Regions from separate parts of the Mus musculus genome. Here region 2 is linked to region 1. A link is a loop called in an ENCODE intact Hi-C map of the cell type or tissue named here. Cell type or tissue: left cerebral cortex. All regions are shown on one strand. Each heading gives the region's core, and the rest is flanking DNA. Links, peaks and the distances in the headings are about the cores only.

Region 1 (10,125 bases), core at 2,368-7,367:
GGCACAGGAGCAGAGACAATGCCAGTGCCTCTGGGGGCAGGGATGAAATGTACCAGCACAGAGCCACAGCGGCCTGTCACCTTTCATGGAACAGTGTGGGGCTTGCCAATCTTGTTTCCCCAGTAGCCTCTCTGCACAGGGATGATGGAAAGCTTGGCCAAGATGATGGCAACCTCCTTGGAGCACTTAACACCAAGACCAACGTGACCATTGTAGTCCCCAATAGCAACGAAAGCCTTGAACCTGGTCCGCTGGCCAGCCTAGAGTCTGCTTCTGCACTGGCATGATTTTCAGAACCTCATCCTTTAGGGACGCACCCAGGAAGAAGTCGATGATCTCAGACTCCTTAATGGGCAGGGAGAACAGGTAGATCTCCTCCAAGGACTTGATCTTCATGTCCTTAGCCAGGCGGCCCAGCTTGGTGACGAGGATCCACTCCTTGTCTTCAGCTTTACTTCCACGAGCCCCGCGGCCTCAACCATGGCCATGGCTTTGGCCGAATCCTCCGCGCGGAAGCTGGAAGCTGCCGCCGCCGCCGCGGCCTCCTAATCCTGGGTCCCCGGGTCCTCCGGGCCCTCCCGCTGCACCGACGTCATCCGCCACTTGGTGTTTTCCCGAAGAAGAAGCGTTAAGTCAGTTTTTATGAAGATTGTCATTCTGAGGTACATTAGCTATGGATTTTTATTTTTATTTTTTGGTTTTTGTTTTTCAAGACAGGGTTTCTCTGTATAGCCCTGGCTGTCCTGGAACTTGTTCTGTAGACCAGACAGGCTTCAAACTTAGGGATTTGCCTGGCTCTGCCTCTGCCTCCCAAGTGCTGGGATAAAGTCATGCACTACCACTGCCCAGTTATTTTTACTTTTTTTTTGGTTTTTCGAGACAGGGTTTCTCTGTATAGCCCTGGCTGTCCTGGAACTCACTCTGTAGACCAGGCTGGCCTCCAACTCAGAAATCCACCTGCCTCTGCCTCCCAAGTGCTGGGATCAAAGGTGTGCGCCACCACCGCCCGGCCTATTTTTACTTTTTTGTATTAAGAATTTTGTGTGTGTGTGTGTGTGTGTGTGTGTGTGTGTGTGTGTGTGGTATGTCTGTGTATATGTGTGGGTGTTTGGTGTGTGTGTGGTGTGGTATGTCTGTGTGTGTGGTGTGGTATGTCTGTGTGTGTGTTTGGTGTGTGTGGTGTGGTGTGTGTGTTTGAGTGTGTGTGTGTGTGTGTGTGTGTGTGTGTGTGTGTGAAGGCATCAGATCCCCTGCAGCTGGAGTTATAGGTGCTGGGGCAAGTGGTGGTACCAGATGGGAATCAAGAGAAGTGGCTGGGCTGGAGGGATGGCTCAGTGGTTAAGAGTGTTGGCTGCTCTTGTGTGATGTGACCCAGGTTCAACTCCCAGCACCTACATGGCAGCTCACATTTGCCTGTAACTCCAGTTCCAGAGGATCTGACACCCTCACATAGACATACATGAAGGCAAAACACCCATGATCCACGAACATGTATGTATGTATATCATGGACTAAAGTCCCTGAGCAGAACCATTCACCCAGGGCAGGAAGGCAAGCCAGGCTCCATGTCGGAGGGACCAAGTAGCCAACGCCTTCACATGAGACTGGTCCTCTCCAACTTGGGCAAAGCATCTCTTCCCACTCACTGCCCTAGATTCCCGAGCTGTAACCCTGCTTGCCACAAGGCACCATTCAGGCTCTGCCCTTTCTCCTATGCCCAGAGTTCTATCTACCCTTATAGAGTTTCGACTGAGCCTGAAGTCCCATGCCTTTAGCTACATAGGTCTAGGTAGAGTACCCCATGGGTACCAATCCTCCATTCTTTAAAAGAAGTAAAAAAACGACTCTATTTCTAACTGTGAGTGGTGGGGGAGGATGAATGTGTGAGCACACTGTCCTTGGAGGCTGTAAAGAGCAACCGCTCCCCTGGAGCTGGGCGTACAGGAAGTTGAGCTGTAGGACCCCTCCCACCTTCTTTTCTTTCTTTGGTTTTTCAAGACAGGGATTTCTGTGTAGTCCTGGCTGTCCTGGAACTCACTCTGTAGACCAGACTGTCCTCGAACTCCGAGATCCAACTGCCTCTGCATCTTGAGTGCTGGCATTAAAGGTGTGTACCACCACCCCTAGGCTCATTTTTCTTCTGCCTCCTCCTCTTCCTCCTCCTCCTCTTCCCCTCCCTCCTCCTCTCCCTTCTTCTCCTCCTCTTCTTCCTCCTACTCCTTCTTTTTTAAAATTTACTTATTCTTGTGAGGGTAGGGTGCATGTTGGAGGTCAGGATAACTTGCCAGAGCCAGCACATGGTCCCAGGGATGGAACTCATGTTGTCAGAGTTGGCAGCAAGCACCTTTTAGCTAATAAGCCATCTTGCTGGCTTCTGATGGGCAAACTTGTAAATGGTTTAGTAATTGTAGATCATTTTATAGACATCACAAGAAAGTCTTCTATCCTGTGGTTGGAGATGGCCCACTTTTTACTGATGTGTTCAAGTTGTAGACTTAAAACACAGTAGGGCTCTAGATGCCGGTACTCAGTGATGGACATGACCTTGGCTGATGCTTACAGAGATAAGGGTCTCCAGTAACCCAAGCTAGCCTTGAGCTCTCCACTGATCTTTCTGCTTCTACCCTGGCAGAGCTGAAATGACAGGCGTGCACACCCCACCCCCACCCCTGTGCATCCCCAGCCATGGCAGCTTTAATGCTTAGCTATGCTCTGATGTTAACCTGAAATGCAGACAGACACTGGGGTGAGGTGGGCCTCAGAACAGTACAGTCAGAGCCCTCAGTGCAGTGACAGTCTTTGGCCTGACGCCTTGATAAAAAATTCTGGACTCTGGTTTTGGTAAGTCTCACAAATTCTGACTTGTAGAAGAGATGGCTAGAAGCCGTTTTGGGGTAGAAGAGAGGCTCCCGAGTCCCTGTTTCTCTCCTAGTCACAGGAGAAGTGCAGCTGTTGTTGATGACATAGTCTGAAGGATTGTCAGCCCTGGAACCCCTAGCACCATCATGAGCCAGCCAGCCAGTCACCTTGTCTTCCGCAGCCAATGACAGCTAGGATGGCAGCAGAAGTATCAGAGTCCCACAGGGTCCTTGTGTCTCACCCTGGAAGTTGCTGGCTAGGGGACCATGGGTAATTTGCTTGGCAAAGTGTTGGTCTGCAAAATGAAAGATAATATTTCTCTAAGCAGGGTTGTCATACAAGAGAAAGGACTTGTATTGTGTACTTAGTATGGCAGTTGATGCACAGTAGGTATACATGGACCTTGGTGTAGTGAGCTGGCAGTGACACAGTGCGTCTTTGCTCTAGGTGGATCTTTCTTCTGCAGTTCTGACTGCTGTTTGTCTGCTTATTTGCAGTACTAGGGTTTGAACCTAGGGACTCATGCATGCCAGGCAAGCACTATACCTTCGAGCCACTTCTCCAGCTCCTCACTGGGTGACTCCAGGCAAGTGCTCCACCACTGAGTTCACTCTCAGCTTCTTGCTTTTCTGTTTTGAAACTGGGTGTTAGTGGTCCAGGCGAAACTTGAACTGCGTAAAGCAAGCTGGTCTTGAACTCTCAGCCATCCTCCTGCCTCTGCCTCCCAAGTGCTGAGATTTGAGGTGTGTTTATCACCATACTTGCCCCTTAATTCTGCATTTGTATGTGTTTGTGTGTGAGTGTGCATGCTCAAGTGTGCATGTGTGTTTGTATATGTGTGTACGTGAATGTTTGTGCACAGGTATTGTGTGTGTTTGTGAGTGAGCACGTGTGAATGAATATGTATGTGCACATGTACAGGTCAGAGGAAGCCTTAGTAACTGTCCCTCAGGAGCTGTCTGTCTTCTGTCTCGTGTAGTATTTGCTTGCATATTTGTCTGTATATCACTGTGTGCAGTGCCTGTTGGATCAGAGCCCTGGACCTGGAGATCTAGGAATGGAACCTGGGTCATCTTCAAGGGCAGCAGGTTCTCTTAGCCACCTCGCCATATCTCTGGCTTTCCATGTTGCTTTTTTTGGCACATGGTCTCTCATTGACCTGGCACTTAGACTGGCTGACCAATGAGCTCTAGGCATCCTCCAGCCTTCTTCAAGTGAGCTGACAACCTCTTTTGGCCTTGAACATCCGAACTCACACGCACGTAAGCACATACACATATACACTATTGAACACGAAATACATATTTTTAGGAATAACTACTTTAAAGTGGGATGCACAGGCTGAACCCTCGTGACGTGGGTCCTGGGGATGGGACGCAGGTCTCCAGGCTTTCAGTGCAAGCAGTCTGCTGACCGAGTCATTTCCTCAGCCCTGACTCTTTAATCTTAGTCAGTCTTACCCTTACAGCAATTGCGAAATATCACAGCGTTTCTTTCTATTCTCACCGAGCTTTCCCGATGCTCACGTCTTACATAACCACACCAAAATGATCAAGAGCCGGAAGTAGCATTGGTACAGAGTGATTCATTAAGTCAGACACACTGGCAGACTTCCTTTGTGAGGGGCCAGATAGTACATTCTTGAAGCTTGTGAGCTGTAAGATCTGACAGCTGAGCAACTGCTGTTTTATTTAGCAAAAAGGCAGCCATAGGTGGTGTGTGAGTGAGTGGGCACGGCCGTGCTCGCGAGAGAAGTCTTTGAGAAAGTAGGCTTTGAATGCAGGCCAGGCCTTGCTGATGCAGGAAGGTGCCTTGGTGGAACGGCGCCCCCTTCCGCTCTAGACTGCAGCTGTGATGGTTGATCTTAACTGTCAAACCAGAATGCCTGGGGGTTGGGCTGTGGATGTGACTGCGGGGCTTATCATGATTATGTCATCAATGTGGGAAGATCCATCTTGACTGTGGGTGAGCCTGGCCCATCATGAACTGTATAAAATGGAGAAAGCGGGTTGGAAAGATGGTTCGGAGGTTAAGGGTGTTTACTGCTCTTACAGAGGACCTGGGTTCAGTTTCTAGCACCCAGATCATGCAGCTCACAGCAGCCTGTGACTTGAGCTCCAAGTGACCTCATAGCCTCTCCTGGTCTCGAACATCCAAACTCATGTGCACAATAATCACACACATATACACATAACTCAAAATAAAATAAATATGTGTTTTTAACTGCGACTTTAAGATGGAGCAAGTGAGCTGAACACTAGCCCGTATTCAGTGTGATTCTGATTATTGTGACCAGCTGCTTCTCGGTGTAGACCAGGCTGGCCTTTAACCCATGCCGGCTCCTCCTGCCTCAACCTCCCGAGTACGTGGATTACAGGCCTGAGTCACCACACTGAGCTATTTACTGGGGTTTCCATCTTGCCTTCGTACCTGCCATCCTACCACTTGGTCACCTGCCATCTTGTATTCCTTTGGTCAAGAAATCTGGCATGACATCTGGGGCTTATTTTAGACTCACCCAGTCAGGAGCTGGGCCTTGGTATCTGGCCTGTGTTTTGGGGGGCAGGGAGTGCCCCCCAAGAAAGGCAGACGTCCACTCTGGCTTGGTTTGTTCTTCTGGGACACAGGTGTCCTGGCCTCTTTGGACTGTTCTCTGTGGTCCACAGCTAAAGTGTGCCCTCCCAGCTCCAGGCCTCTCTGCGCAGTCGCAGTGTGCCTTGACAATGACGAGCTGCTGGGAAGCAACTGCTTTCTCAAAGCTAATTTGATAGTAAGTCAGAAGCCTTAAAGATAATCCCTTTGGTGGCTGGAGGGCTGGCTCAGTGGTTAGGAGCACTGACTGCTCTTCCACACTTCCTGAGTTCAATTCCCAGCAACCACATGGTGGCTCACAACCGTCCGATGCCCTCTTCTGGTGTGTCTGAAGGGTGTATTCACATAAAACAACAACAAAAAAACCCTCACTTCCTTTGATTCAGAGTGTTGGTCTGAGTGTCGTATGCTTATATACATACATGTGCGTTTGTATGTATTTGTGTGTCTCACTGTGTTTCTGTGTATGTGTGCACAACGTGTACAAAAATGTGTCTGTATATGTATATTTGTATGTGTGTCTGGGTGGTACTGTTTGTGGGGTATTAGCATTTGTCTGAGTATGTGTGTATGGGTATGTGTCTTTGTGTTAATGTATGTATTTGTGTGTGTATGTATGCCTGCACATGTATGTGTGCCTCTGTGTGTGTATGTATGTATATGCATATCAGTGTCTCTCTATGTGTGAGTCTGACTGCATGTGTCTCTATGTTTATATTTGTATGTCTGCACCTGTGTGTGTGCCTAGGTATGTATGTCTCTATGTATCTCTGTGTCTCTGTGGGTATGTACATATGGGTGTCTGTCTATCTGTCTGTGCCTATGTGTGTGTGTGTGTATATGTGTGAGAGACAAGCTGATGCTGGGGATGGATTATAGGGCCTCACATATTCAATCACTGGGTTCATTTTCTATGTAAATTTCAAGGCATTTTCTCCTAATCCCTGTGCAACAGAGAGGGCCACTGTGGGGAGTTATCAAGCCCCAGCCCCTCCACATTTGCGCTGTCCTTTCTTTTCTAGCTGAAGTCTGCTCTCCAGTCTGAGAGACACGGTAGACCTAGTTCACTACTCTTTGCCTTTGATCTGAACTTCTTTTGTCTCTCATGACCCTGACATTTTTCAGAAAGTAGGGCCGTGTCTCTGTAGTCAGTCCCTTTATATTCGTTTGGTGTTTTCTCAGTCACCCGTCATCCATTCATGACTTAGTGCTAGCCAAGTTATCTGCTGTGAAATTCAGGTTTTCCCTTTGTGTTTGTTTTTCGAGACAGGGTCTCACTCTAGCGGTGGCTGTCCTCGAACTCACTATGTAGGCAAGGCTGTCCTCGAACTCACAGAGGTCTGTCTTCTTAGTGCTGAGATGAAAGCCCTCTACCACCATGCCCATCTTCAGATTTTCCCTTTGTGATCAGGCGTTTTCTTATTAATCATCAAAGTTCAGTTGGGGGAGGGGCAGAGGCTGCTGTCTTCTGTCTTCCCTGATAGCTCTCTGCTTTATTTTTGAGGCAGGGTCTTTCACTGAGCCTGTTTCATCAGTTGGCTCCACTGGCTGGCCAGTTCTCCCGTCCCCAGCATCTTCTCGTCTTCCTCCATCCCCTGGTGCTGAGGTTGCAGACACACTCGGACACTTCAGCTTTTTACATGTTGTACAGTCAGCACTTTATCCACTGAGTTGTCTGCTTAGGCCAGCTGTTGCGAGTTCTAATGCCTGTGGTTGGTCAGGACAGTCACAGCTTATGATTTGGATCTGGCTTGTGTCCCCAAGTGGCTTGTGTGGGAAGCTGGGCCTCCAGTGTCCTGATGTTGGCATTTTAAGTGGTGGGGCCTTCAGAAAAAATTCAAATAGATATTTTTATTTTTAAATGATGGGTGTGGGTACATGTGTGTGAATGTAGTTGAACCCAGGAGAGTATGTTGATCCCCAGAGGTGGAGTTACAGGGACTATAGACAGGAACAGTGGGAAGATAATCGGAGTTTTCTGTGATTCCTTGTGAAAGACTGATGAACATACTGTTCTCATGAGTTTGGACAGTCTTTCTAAGAGAAGCTGTAGTTTATAGTGCTGCATAGTATTCCATTGTTGTTATGGAACATATAGGTGTCCAGGGTGAGCCCTGCTGGGAATACCACAGTGAATAGGCTACCAGGCTGAGTAGGGAAACATCTTCTAAGCAGAGGGTTCCCCCATCCAAGGGATGGGGAATCCCCACCCCTGTTTTCTTCCCTAGGAAAATAACTTTAGAGCTAGACAAGATGGCCCACGAGTCCCAGCACTTGAGAGGTACAGGCCAAAAGATCAGGTGTGGCTCAGCTGTCAGAGTGCTTGCCTCCTTTTCTACACGCACCTAGTATTTATTTATTTATATTTGATATTTATTTATTTATCTATCTTGTTTATCTCTGTAGATCTCTGTGTTTAGATGAGTGTGGGTGTGCTTGTGCCACAGCCTGCATGTGAGTCTGTTCTCTCCTTCCACCCTGTGCGGTCCAGAGATGGGACTTAGAGCATCAGGCTTGGCGGGAAGTATCCTCACCCACTGAGCCATCTCACCAGCCACCAGTTTCTGAGAATCTAAAGCTAGGCATGGTGGTGCACGCCCTTATTCCCAGCACTCTGGAGGCAGAGGTAGGTGGATCTCTGTGAGTTTAAGGCCAGCCTGGTCTATCCAGCAAGTTCCAGGGCTGCAAAGTCACACCTTGTCTCAAAAATCCAAAACACAAAACAACAACAAAACAAGCCACAGTATGAGTATGTCAGCCTTTGGTCAGGGTATGTGTATATATTTTGTGCTGTTTATATATAATGGAAGGGGTAAATTCTACAGAGAATATACCCCACATAGGGTGAAATTCTGGCTGGAGATTTTATCCTTGAACCTGTAACCTTGTCTTGTTTTGTTTTGTTTTTTTCAAGAAAGGGGTTTTCTGTGTAGCCCTGACTGTCCTGGAGCTCACACTGTAGTCCAGGCTGGCCTCGAACTCAAGGATCCGCCTGCCTCTGCCCATTGAGAGCTGGGACTAAAGGTGTGCATCACCACCATCTGGCAACCTTTTTTTTAAAAAATGAGAATATTTTATGTGAGGCTAGAGAATGGCTTGTGGGAATGGGTATTTTCCTCCCACCATGTGGAACCCTGAGATTCTTAGCTCATCAGACTTGCTGGTGAGTGCCTTTATCCACTGAGCCCACATGCAGGCTAGAATCTGTAACTCTTGACCAGAGGGAGGGGGACCTGAGTTCAAGGGGGTGATCCATGTGGAGGCTAGAATGCCACTTGGGCAGAAAGCGTGGGTGCCAGGGCAGGAAGGCCTGCAGCCTGGGATTCCTTCCTCTCCCGGGAGGAGCAGGTCTTTTGTCCATGGAGACTTGGCAGATGAGGAGTCCGACCTGATGGAGCCCTGGGAGGCAGGCAGCGCAGGCAGGACGTGCTGCTCACTTACTTCTCCACGGTCTGTTAGAGCAGGATGCCTGCTTCTGAGCACAGCACAGGATGTTCTTGGGGCTGCTGTTTTTAAGTGTGTGTGTGTGTGTGTGCACACGTGCGCACGCGTGTGTGTGTGCGTGTGCGCGCGCGTGTGTGCACATGCATGTACTCTCGAATGCCCAAGGAAGCCAAAAGAGGGAATCAGATCTGGAGCTGGAATTACAGGCATTTGCAAATTGCTTGACATGGGTGCTGGGAACCTAACCTAGGTCCTCTGGAAGAACAGGAAGTGTATCTAACCACTGAGCCGTCTCTCCAGCCCCTACACTTTGCTGTTTGATAGAGGATCTCTCACAGGCCTGGAACTTGCTGAGCAGGCTGGCTGGCCAGGGAGCCCCAGGGACTTGCCAGTCTTTGTTCCCCAGTGCATATGACCAGCTGAGCACTTTTCATTTGTCTTTGTTTTGTTTTGAAACAGGGTTTCTCTTTGTAGCCCTGGCTGGCCTCAAACTCCCAGATATCCTCCTGTCTCCCCCAAGTCTGAGTTCTGGCATTTCAGGCCTGCATCACAGGTAGGGCTTATGCAGTGGGGAGGGAACTAAGAGCTCCTGTATGCTGGGCAAGTGCTCTACTTAGTCACTCCTCCAGCCCTAGCCCAAGGCCATCCCCTGAACTGCAGAGAGGGTTTCCTGCTAAGTCATGCTTTCACTGGTGCCTCTCCTGGCCACCTTCCTCTTTAGCAGCAGTGCCTCAGCCACGTGTCAGTCAGATGGTTCCAAATTAAGCCCTGTTATATGGGGGGAAAGGCCATCATCACCCAGGGGCATTGTAGACTTGGCTAGGAAAGGTTCTCTAGGACACTAAAGTCAAGGCCAGGCTGGGTTGGCACAGGAACTGTGAACATTGACCTGGAGAAGGCTTCTCATTGGGCTACTGCTCACCTAGCTCTCCTGTTTCCTCAGGGCCCTGGGTCTGGCCTTGGCCCATTGTCAAAGCTCAGGTCTCAGTGCACAACTGTCCGTCCCTCCCTCCCCAAAACACTGCCTTTTGCTCCTTACTGAATTCTCACTGAATGCAGCCAGCCCAACAAGTTTGTGCTTCCTGTTCTGTCAGTTAAAAAAAACAAAAACCCGATAGCCCTGGCTAGCCTGGAACTTGCTGTGCAGTCTAGGTTGGCCAGACTGTTGGCCTCGAACTCAAATCTTCCTGTTTGGTTTGCTCCACCACACCCGACTTAGATTGTAATCTT
Region 2 (10,125 bases), core at 2,643-7,642, 72 kb before region 1:
AAAAGAAGAGGAGGCTGTTCGAGTAGCCGGCCAAGAGCGCCGCAGGTTCCCAGGCAGCTTCTCATTCCCCTGTCCCTCCCATCCCGTCTCTTGTTAACAGAAAAACTGCTTTCACTTTAAGATAAGTGCCGGTTGCAGCCAGCTGTGAGAGCTGCACTCCCGTCTCTGCTCTAAAGTTCCCTCTTCTCAGAAGGTGGCACCACCCTGAGTTGCTGGCAGTGAGTCTGTTCCAAGTTCCAGTGAGGGAGGCATCCACCCACTTGGGGCTTCTGTCCAAGGTAAGGAGCACCTGTGAGTCTAACTGCCAGGCTCTGATGGGGGTCTCGTCTCTGTGGGACTAGAAAGTCCCAACAATCTGACCAAGGTAATAAGAGTCAGACAAGAAAAAGAGTTAAAGAAACATGAGGCTGACAAAGACAGAGACCAGAGTCAGAATCAGAGCTGTGCTGTGAGACAAAAAAATAAGAAAAATGAAATGTTGGCCACAAAAGTCAGGAAAACTAGAAAACTTAGATAGTACCTGGCAACAAAAAAAAGCTTTTGGCTAAAGATCAACGTGTATACTGTAAAGAAAATGAGCACTGGGTGAGAGACTGCCCCAACAAAAAGAAGAGGAGCCCCCCTCATGACCAAACCCTTCACCTGTTTGTGGCTAAAAGTAAAGAGATAACAAAAGGGGTGCTAACACAGAAGCTGAGTCCTTAAAAGAGTCCGGTGGCCTACCTGTTAAAGCAGCTAAAAAAGAGACTGTGTTTCATACTCCTCCACTGACCAGTGCAAAACAAGCTAAAAAGTTCCTGGGCACTGCGGGCTTTTGCAGATTGTGGATTCCAGGTTTTGCTGAGTTAAAGAGATAAACAGCCCTTCGTATAGAAAAATAAAGAACAATCTTAGATGGCCTTAAATGCTCTTGAGACTGCCCTGATGTTATCCCCAACTTTGGGACTCCTAGATGTGACTGAGAACAAAGGTATTGCCAAAGAAGTTCTTACTCAGAGATTGGGACCCTGAAAAAGACCTGTGGCATACTTGTAAGAAATTAGACCTGGTGGCTGTAAGATGGCCTGCTTGTCTGCACATAGTGGCTTCTGGTCAAGGACGCAGATAAATTGACTCAGAGACAAAACTTGGCACATGTCCTAGAAAGTGTGGTTCAGCCCCCATGACCGATGGCTGACTAACGCTCTTAAAAGCATTATCCAACTGTTCCCCTGACCGATGGACACATTGTCAGAGCTTTGACTGAACGAGTGACCTTCGCTCCCCCTGCTATCCTCGATCTCACTACTGCCTGAGACTTCACCTACTCATCATTGTGCTGACATTCTGGCAGAAGGAACTCATACTCGAAATGATCTGAAGGATCAGATCAGCCTTGGCCTGAGAGTTTGAGCTGGTACACGGATGGCAGTAGCCTCGAGGTTAAGGGTAAGCGGAAGGCGGGGACAGCAGTGCAGTGGTGGACAGAAAGCCAGTGATCTAGGCCAGCAGCCTCCCTAAAGGGACTTCAGCCCAGAAAGCTAAACTTGTGGCTTTAATACAAGCTCTATATATACAGACAAAGAGAGCTGTTGACATCTGCAGAGAAAGACCTAAGATGCTGTGGCTAAAAGAAATCAGATGGCAAATCTAACCGCCCAGGCATCCTAAAGAGCAATGATCCTGACAGTCTGAAGACTATCAAGTTATAGACAAATTAAGACTGGTAAAAGAAACCCTGTATAAAATAGTAAAAACTGAAGAAAGAAAACTAGTCCTCTCATGAGAAGACATCTACTGAAAAATAGACTTTACTGAAAAAATATGTGTATGAATACCTTCTGGTTTTTGTGAACGTTCTCAAGATAGATAAAAGCTTTTCCTTATAAAACTGAGACTACTCAGATAGTCATCAAGAAGATTATTAAAAATTTTCCAAGGTTCGGAGTGCCAAAAGCAATAGTGTCAGATAATGGTCCTGCCTTTGTTGCCCAGGTAAGTCAGGGTGTGGCCAAGTATTTAGAGGTCAAATGAAAATTCCATTGTGTGTACAGACCTCAGAGCTCAGGAAAGATAAAAAAGAATAAATAAAACTCTAAACAGACCTTGACAAAATTAATCCTAGAGACTGGCACAGACTTACTTGGTGCCCCTTCCCCTTGCCCTATTTAAAACTGAGAATACTCCCTCTTGATTCAGTTTTGTTTTACTCTTTTTGAGATCCTTTATGGGGCTCCTGTGCCCATCACTGTCTTAAATGATGTGTTTATAATAATGATCTATATGTTAAGTTAAAAGGCTTGCAGGTGGTGCAGAAAGAAGTCTGGTCACAACTGGCTACAGTGAACGAGCCAGGTACCCCAAGGACAACTCACCAGTTCCAGCCAGAGATCTGATCTACGTACACCTGCGTCATGCTGAGACCCGCAAGCCTCACTAAAAGGGTCCCTGCCTAGTTCTGTTTACTAATCTGCCTTATTCTGTTTCTGTTCCCATGTTAAAGATAGAGTAAATGCAGTATTCTCCACATAGAGATATAGACTTCTGAAATTCTAAGATTAGAATTACTTACAAGAAGAAGTGGGGAATGAAGAATAGAAAATTACTGGCCTCTTGTGAAAACATGAATTTTTTACCTCGGAGCCCACCCCCTCCCATCTAGAGATTGTTCCCAGAACACTCCTAAACTTTTCACCCCAAAACTCCTCACCCTAAAGTTCAAACCCTCCCAACTAAAAACTGTTCCAAGAACATTTTTGAGATAAAGGCCTCCTGGAACAACCTCAAAATGAACCAGGTACTCCTTAGTTACGTAGGTTCCTTGATAGGACATGACTCCTTAGTTACGTAGAATCCTTTGGCAGAACCCCTTGTCCCTTGGCAGAACTCCCTAGTGATGTAAACTTGTACTTTCCCTGCCCAGTTCTCCCCCTTTGAGTTTTACTATATAAGCCTGTGAAAAATTTTGGCTGGTCGTCGATTCTCCTCTACACCACTAGGTGCCGCTAGGTGTATGAGTTTCGACCCCAGAGCTCTGTGCTTTCATGTTGCTGCTTTATTTCGACCCCAGAGCTCTGGTCTGTGTGCTTTCATGTCGCTGCTTTATTAAATCTTGCCTTCTACATTTTATGTATGGTCTCAGTGTCTTCTTGGGTACGCGGCTGTCCCGGGATTTGAGTGTCTGAGTGAGGGTCTCACCTCGAGGCTCTTTCATGGGCAGCACCATTCCATGGACCGGGAGTCCCAGATGAAGAGAAAGCAGACAGCGGCCAGACAGCAAGCTGAACCCAGCTTCCGTCGCTGCTCTCTGACTGTGGATGGAACGTGACAACTGCCTCACTTTCTTGCAGACATGCCTTCTCTGAAGTTAGGCCACGGATCTCAGAGGCTGAGTCAAGCCCAACTTCCCTGCATCTCTCTCTCTCTCTCTCTCTCTCTCTCTGTCTCTGTCTCTGGAACAGAGGTGAGAGGCAGGCTGTGCTCTGAAGAGATGGCTCTCAATTTATGATACCTGGCTCCTCCCCACTCTCATTCACCCACAGTATGTTGACCTAAATTACTTCCTGTCACCCCTAAACAGTTATAGGTAAAGACCTTTCCCGTGTCTAGGGAATTAGTCCAAAGAGACTCCCACAGTGGGTTGCTGGGAAATCGCTCCGAAGGCTACTACTCTCTGAGAGACTCCTCTGGCCTCTCCCCTCCAATCCAACCTTCATGCTTTCTCCTTTCCTCATGCCCCACCCTCTGTATCTATCTGTCTCTTTTTGTATGTATATCTCTGTCTCTCTCTCTTTCTCTTTCTCTCTCCTAGTGAAGCTATTCTCTCCCTCTAAGGCTCCCCCTCCCACCTCTAAGACTCAATCACCCCTCTGCATCCTTCTCATGCTAATTGCCCCTATTGAAAGGAATTGTGTCTGTGTCCCTTCCACAGCTTTTCTTCAATTCCACTTCACCCCTTCCCTGTGGGCTATGACCTCACTCCGTGAGAGGAAACAAACCCCTTCCTTCCTTCCTTCCTTCCTTCCTTCCTTCCTTCCTTCCTTCCTCCCTCCCTCCCTTCCTTCCTTCCTTAAGGTGTTACTGTCATAGCATCAAGAAAAGTAAGGAACAGCCTGGTGGTGGTGGTGGTGGTGGCACACACCTTTAATCCCAGCACTCGGAAGGCAGAAGCAGGCAGATCTCTGTAAGTTTGAGACCAGCCTAGTCTAGATAATTCCAGGACGGCAAAGTCTGTAAAGAGAAACCCTGTTTGGAAGAACCAAACAAATAGACGGAATAAAATGAAAGTAAGGAATATAGCTCCCACAAGCTTTGCAGTAGGTGACACCTGCCTTGTGGGGGTCCTTAGATTAGGGACCAGAAGGCCTGGGGTCAGCAGATGTCTCATTGAAGCCAAATAGAGTGAGATAGCTGGCCTATCTCTCTTCACACTGCCTCTGCCTCTTTTACTGTCTCAACCTTAGCATGGGGTTCTACTGGCCTCTGTGTGGAAGCAAGCTGTTTTGTTGAATAATGCAAGGATAACATGAATAGACTTCCCTTCAAGGCTTTCTTCCTGGCACCGTGACTGTAAATAGCAGACCGTGAACATGCATCAGAAGAGTAAGCAGAGAACACAGGATTAACACTGGGGGGGGGGGGGGGGGCTCCTCCAGGGTATAAAGGCGCTTGCTGCCAAGCTTGCTGATCTAAGTTTGATCCCGAAGACCTACAAGGGATGAAACGTGATGAAACCATTTCTAGATTTAGCTCAAGAATAAACTCTTAGAAACAAGAGCTGTGGTTTGTGCTGAGAGATATTTCTATCCAGACCTCCTCTTTTAGGATATTCTGTCATGTGTGTCTTTGTATCTATGTGGGCACTTTCCTGGAGGTCAGAGGACAGATTACAGAAGTCGGCTCTCTAGCTCTCTCCATCCATCACGTGGATCCATGGGGTCAAACTCAGGTCCCAAGCTGTGTATCTCCCTGTATTCCTCCCCACTGTTTAAAATTCTCTCATTATTTCTATCAGGTGTCTATAACCCCTGCTGCCCCCTAGTGGTAGGTGTTATGCAAGCAAAGCTATTAGTTTTTTTCTTGGGATGGTGGATTCAATGGGCTTATCAAATGGATGGTTTCTTGATTACATCTGATTATTTTTCAAAAGTATATGTATATACCGTATATATGTATATAATGCATACATAAATATTGGGGAGGAGGAATGGGGCTGTAGTTCAGTGATAGACCTCTTAACCTTTCATGCACTAGGCTGTAGGCTGCCCAGTACTGCCAAAACTGAACATATTGAAAAAGGAATATCTTGATGTCGCCCCCTGGGACCCAGCAAACTGGGATTCAATTTCCTGACTCTTCTCACCCGCGACTTGGTCGGGAAGCTACCTCACCTGCTAAAGCACTTGTAGCTCACAAAGGATACTCTAGCTGTTCACCAGAAATAGCTTTGCTCTGCAGGAAGCGCTTTTCAAACTGCAAAAGGCTAAAGCAAAGTTTAGCAAAAGCGTCATGGCGTACGCTCATAGCGCATGTATAGTAGCTCTAGTGTCCCTTCAATTGTCTCCTTCCCCGCCTCCTCTTACTTTATCTCCAGTCCAGCTCCAGAAAGTGCTGGCTCTGTCTTCTTGGCCAATTCAGGCAGGAAGAACCAAGTTTTAATTCTTTCTTTGCTATTGAACTGTATCCCTCAGGGATCCCCATAGACTCAGTTTCCTCTTTGGCAGGACAGAGACAAACACAAGTCTGTGGGAGAATAGGGCTCCGTGGTCCTCACGACGTCATACCATTACAGTGAGAAGGACCCGGCTGAAAGCATAGTTCAGTTGGTAGCATGCTGGAGTCCCTGGGTTCGAGCCTCATTACTGCATAAACTGAGGGAGGTGGTGCACATCTAAAATCCCTGCTTTCTGGAGATGGAGACCCAGAGTTCAGAGTCAAATTTGTGTAAAAGCCAAAAGCAAGAGGAAGAAATGTTTTTCAAGACCCCTCTCCCTCAATGAGGATCTACTAGTAGTTAATGGCTGTTGGGAGGAGAGACATTTGCTCCTGAAAGCGACTTTAATGAAACTCACTGGGTCGCAAAAATTTAAAAAGAAAGAAAGAAAGAAAGAAAGAAAGAAAGAAAGAAAGAAAGAAAGAAAGGAAGGAAGAAAGAAGGAAAGAAGAGAAAAGAAAAGAAACATGGAAGCAAAAGAGAAACTAAGATGGGAAGGCAAGAGGGGGTAATGGAGCCCCGATAAAATATGATCAAAGTACATTATACACATGTAAGAAAATGCCATAATGAAACCATTACTTGGTATAATAAATATAGGTTGATTAAAATTTTTAAAGGGAGCCTTTGAGATGGCTGAGAGTAAAGGTGTTTGTGTGTGCACCTCCACACCTTCTCTCACTGAGCCAAACGCAAATAAAATCTAAAAAAAAAAAGAAAAGAAAAAAAGAAAAATAAAAAGGGCTAAAGAGATGACTCAGTGGGTAAAGGCACTGCTGCCAAGCCTGATTACCCAAGTTCTATTCCCAGGACCCAGAGGTGGAAGGAGATGATAAACTCAACCTTAAGTTTTCATCTACCCTCCACGCGCGTTGCACGCACATGCCCCTCTCTCACACTCAAACAGATGTAATCAAATGTTTTTTTGGTTTTGCTTGTTTGTTTGTTTGTTTGTTTGTTTGTTTTTAATTAAAAATCAAGAAGAAGGAAGCTGAGGTCTAGGCAAGAATACTCCTGAGGCGGCAGCCCGCACAACACCCGTAGGTAAGCTGGAACTACAACTCCCGGCCTCCTTTGGGCGGGTAAGAGCGGAGGACTCCACGGGATTGGGCCTTCCCCCACCCCCACCCCCCCATGGGGCGGTGCTTGAGGAGAGGCCAGTCTTCCGCTGTTGCCAGGGGAGACCGCCGCAAGGAGGCGGAAATTGAGGAGGGAGGCGGGGAGTACCGAGGCCGCACGCTGGAAGGGCTCGCGGCCATGGCGGCCCCGGGCCCCGCGAGTCGCTTCTGGTGCTCGTGTCCCGAGGTGCCCTCCGCCACATTCTTCACCGCCCTGCTCTCGCTGCTGGTGTCGGGCCCCCGCCTGTTCCTGCTGCAGCCGCCTCTGGCGCCCTCGGGGCTGTCTCTGCGCTCCGAGGCCCTGCGCAACTGGCAAGGTGAGAAGAGGCGGGGCGGGGATGGCGCGCTTCCTCAGCCCGCAGACTCCCCGGTCCCTGATCTCCAGCCTCACTGCCAGCCAACCCCAGACCTCCGTGCCCACCACCATTCTCCCCACTTGGAGCTCCAGCATGTCTTGTCCAAAGCCGGATCATTTCCGCCAACTCCTTCTCTACCCACAATCGCCCCCTTCCATGTTACCCCAGATCCATTCATTCTTTGATCTCGAGGGTGAACACACTTCCTAAGCCATTCACGTTTTATAAACACAAACCCCATCTGCTGACGGCCCGAGCCCCACAGGAACAAACCAAACGTTTCTCACCTTTATCGTGACAATTGTCTACTGTCAACCCAATGGATGGCTTTTCCTCTTGACTCTAGAATTTTCTGCTGCGTCTTTACCTTAATCCTGACTCCTAATCCCAGCTCACAGAAGGAGCTGGTAAAGTGTTTGTTTTCTCAGAGGAGAGAAATTTCTCAAACTAATTAAGTCTGGTAATCATCCCTTTGTAAAAGACAGGATTCTTAGTCTTTGTTTCTTCCTCATTCTTTCCTGGGAAATCCCTGTTGCTTCTAACGTTAACAGAGGCCTGCGCGTTCATTTCATGTAATCCTCGCTGTGATTTCATGACAGGCCATATTAAATTGCCTGTTTACCAGAAATTGAGGTTGAATACAGAGATTCGCAGAGCTAACACATCATAATATTGAGATAGGAGCCCCGCACTTTGTTTTTAGTATGGTGATTTAAAACTAGGGCTTTGGGTATATAATCTCCACATCTTTAGATAGAGGTATACATATGTGACACATTATTTATATGCTTGTGTGCACTCTTGTGAAAGTCAGAGGACAACCTGACCGGAGTCTTTCTCTTCTTCCCCCATGTGGGTCCTGGGAATCAAACTCGGGTCTTTGGGATTGGCAGGACCTACCTCAGCCTGTTGAGCCATCTCGTCAGCTACCTAAATCTTAGAGAGTTGTATGTAGAATTTTTTCATATTTACCAGTAAAATTTCAATTTGGGACATATCCAGCAAATAACCAAACTTCTGGAGATATTCTGATAGGATGTAATGGTTTCCTGCTTAAAGCTGAAATTTTCTTTTCCCCCTTTTTTGGATACATGTAGCACTTACAGTCAGCTAAATGCCAGTGTAGACAGGCACGCACTCTTTTTCTTTCTGGGTTTTTGTTTTTTGTTTTTGTTGTTTTGTTTGTTTTTGTTGGTTTTGTTTTTTTGTTTTCGTTTTGTTTACTTTGAAACAAAGGGGCTTGCTATTTATTTACACCAGTATGGCCAGGCTTCATTATGTAGTCCAGGGTAGCCTCAGAGCCATGATCCTCCTGCCTCACCCTTCTGAGTACTAGAACACAGACATACATCACCCATCACCATGCTCACTTAACCATATTTGTCTGAGCATGGGCTCCATGAACAGGCAGAGAAACAGTACCTTTAATGCCAGCACTAGGCAGGCGGAGGCAGGCGGGTCTCTGAGAGTGAGCCCAGCTTGGTCTCCATAGGGAGTTCCAGGACAACCAGGGCTATATAATAAGACTCTGTCTCAAAAAAAAAAAAAAAAGAAAGAAAGAAAGAAAGAAAAGAAATTAGAGCCCTGTAAGTACCTTGCTACCAATCGTGAGAACTGGGGACCTACGTGGTAGAACTTCTGAAGGTTTTTCTCTGATCATGTACTCCCATATACCCACAAATAAAGACATATAAAAATGTAAAGTATGTATGTTAGCCATTACTTGTATTGGGGGGAAGAGTATAAACCAAATATGGCAGACACTTGTAGTCCCAGCACTCAAAAGGCTGAGGCAGGAAGATTGTGAGTTCGCAGCTGGTCTGGGCTACATATCAAAACCTTGTATCCCCAAAAGAGGCTCGATGTGGTGTCTTACACCTATAATCCCAGCCCCCAGGAACCAGCCTAGTCTACACAGCAATGTATACACCAGATAGGGCTGCATAGGGAGACCTTGTCTCACTGCAGAGAGAGAGAGAAAAGGACTTTCCTTGCTATTTTATGGTATATAAATCTTGGCTGCCCCTGTAAAACTCCGAAAGCACTCTTTAAGAAGACCCTTACTTAATCTATGTAATTATTAGTGACAATTTTATAATTTTATGGTCGTTATAATTCATGGTTCCTTTTTTCTTCCCCCGAACAGCCTCTATGGAAGGAGAGGCCAGAATTACAGCTAAGGAGACTGCCACACAGAGTGTTAAGTGGGACCCTCAGCCTACCCTGAAGCTGTCACAATTAATTAACCCTCAGACTGCCTAGTGAGGTAGGTCAGTATTAAAATCTAAACAGAGGAGGGTTGGAGAGATGGCTTAGTGGTTAAGAAGAGAGCTGGCTGCTTTCAGAGGACCCAAGTTTGGTTCCCAGGACTCCACATGGCACAGCTCACAACTGCCTGTGACTCCAGCTCCAGGGGGATCCAACCTCCTCTTCTGGCCTCCACAGGTACCCACATACAAGTAGCATACACAACAGTAAAAACACATCTTTAAAAGAAAACCTAAAACAGGGTTGTAAAGCATTTGTCATGTTCAGAAACCATTCCAGTTTTCAAAAGGTATCTTTTTCACACCTAGAAATTGGTCTCAATAACCTCTGCCTCGGGGCCGGGAAAGGATGGAGACGACATTATATGCTCATGCTTTGAATCATGGGGATTGGTTTTGATAACCAGGGCTCTAGGGCCAGGAAGGAACAGAAACTATATTATATACTTTATATCTTGAATCATGGGCACTTTCCTGTTCTGTTGTTGTGTTTTTGCTTCCTGTTGTGGTTTTTGAGACACGATCCCATGTAGTCCAAGCTGGCTCTAAATTCCCAGTGTAGCCGAGAGTGACCTGGAGTGAGCCGAGAGTGATCTTCCTGTCTACCTCCTGAGTGCTGGCACCATTCCTATGTGAGCAGTCTACAGTGCTAGGGGTGGGCCCCAGGGCTTTGTGCCCGGCTTCAGTTCTCC

The links. Peaks named below come from ENCODE experiments on the same cell type or tissue, not always from the same donor. Only the 100,000 strongest peaks of a DNase experiment are listed, where the experiment ranks them.
Region 2: it touches region 1 in a loop (2.1-fold over the local background); 1 of 42 quality-filtered maps calls a loop at or near these places.

The regions. Positions count from the first base shown.
Region 1 is chr5:135,698,417-135,708,541 of GRCm38, forward strand. The region is part of intron 1 of Por (P450 (cytochrome) oxidoreductase); the gene reads left to right. It also overlaps the pseudogene Gm16061. Among named protein-coding and RNA genes, the nearest start is that of Por, 14 kb to the left of the region's middle. In left cerebral cortex, for the core only: a CTCF peak has its summit at 4,682 (motif pointing left); a DNase peak (open chromatin) is centred at 4,535; H3K27ac peaks cover 1,560 bases.
Region 2 is chr5:135,625,792-135,635,916 of GRCm38, forward strand. Rhbdd2 (rhomboid domain containing 2) reads left to right here and starts at 6,863. Exons shown (of 4, transcript NM_146002.2): 1 at 6,863-7,127. The coding sequence starts at 6,950. In left cerebral cortex, for the core only: CTCF peaks have their summits at 5,034 (motif pointing left) and 6,875; DNase peaks (open chromatin) are centred at 5,024 and 6,828; H3K4me3 peaks cover 865 bases; H3K27ac peaks cover 749 bases.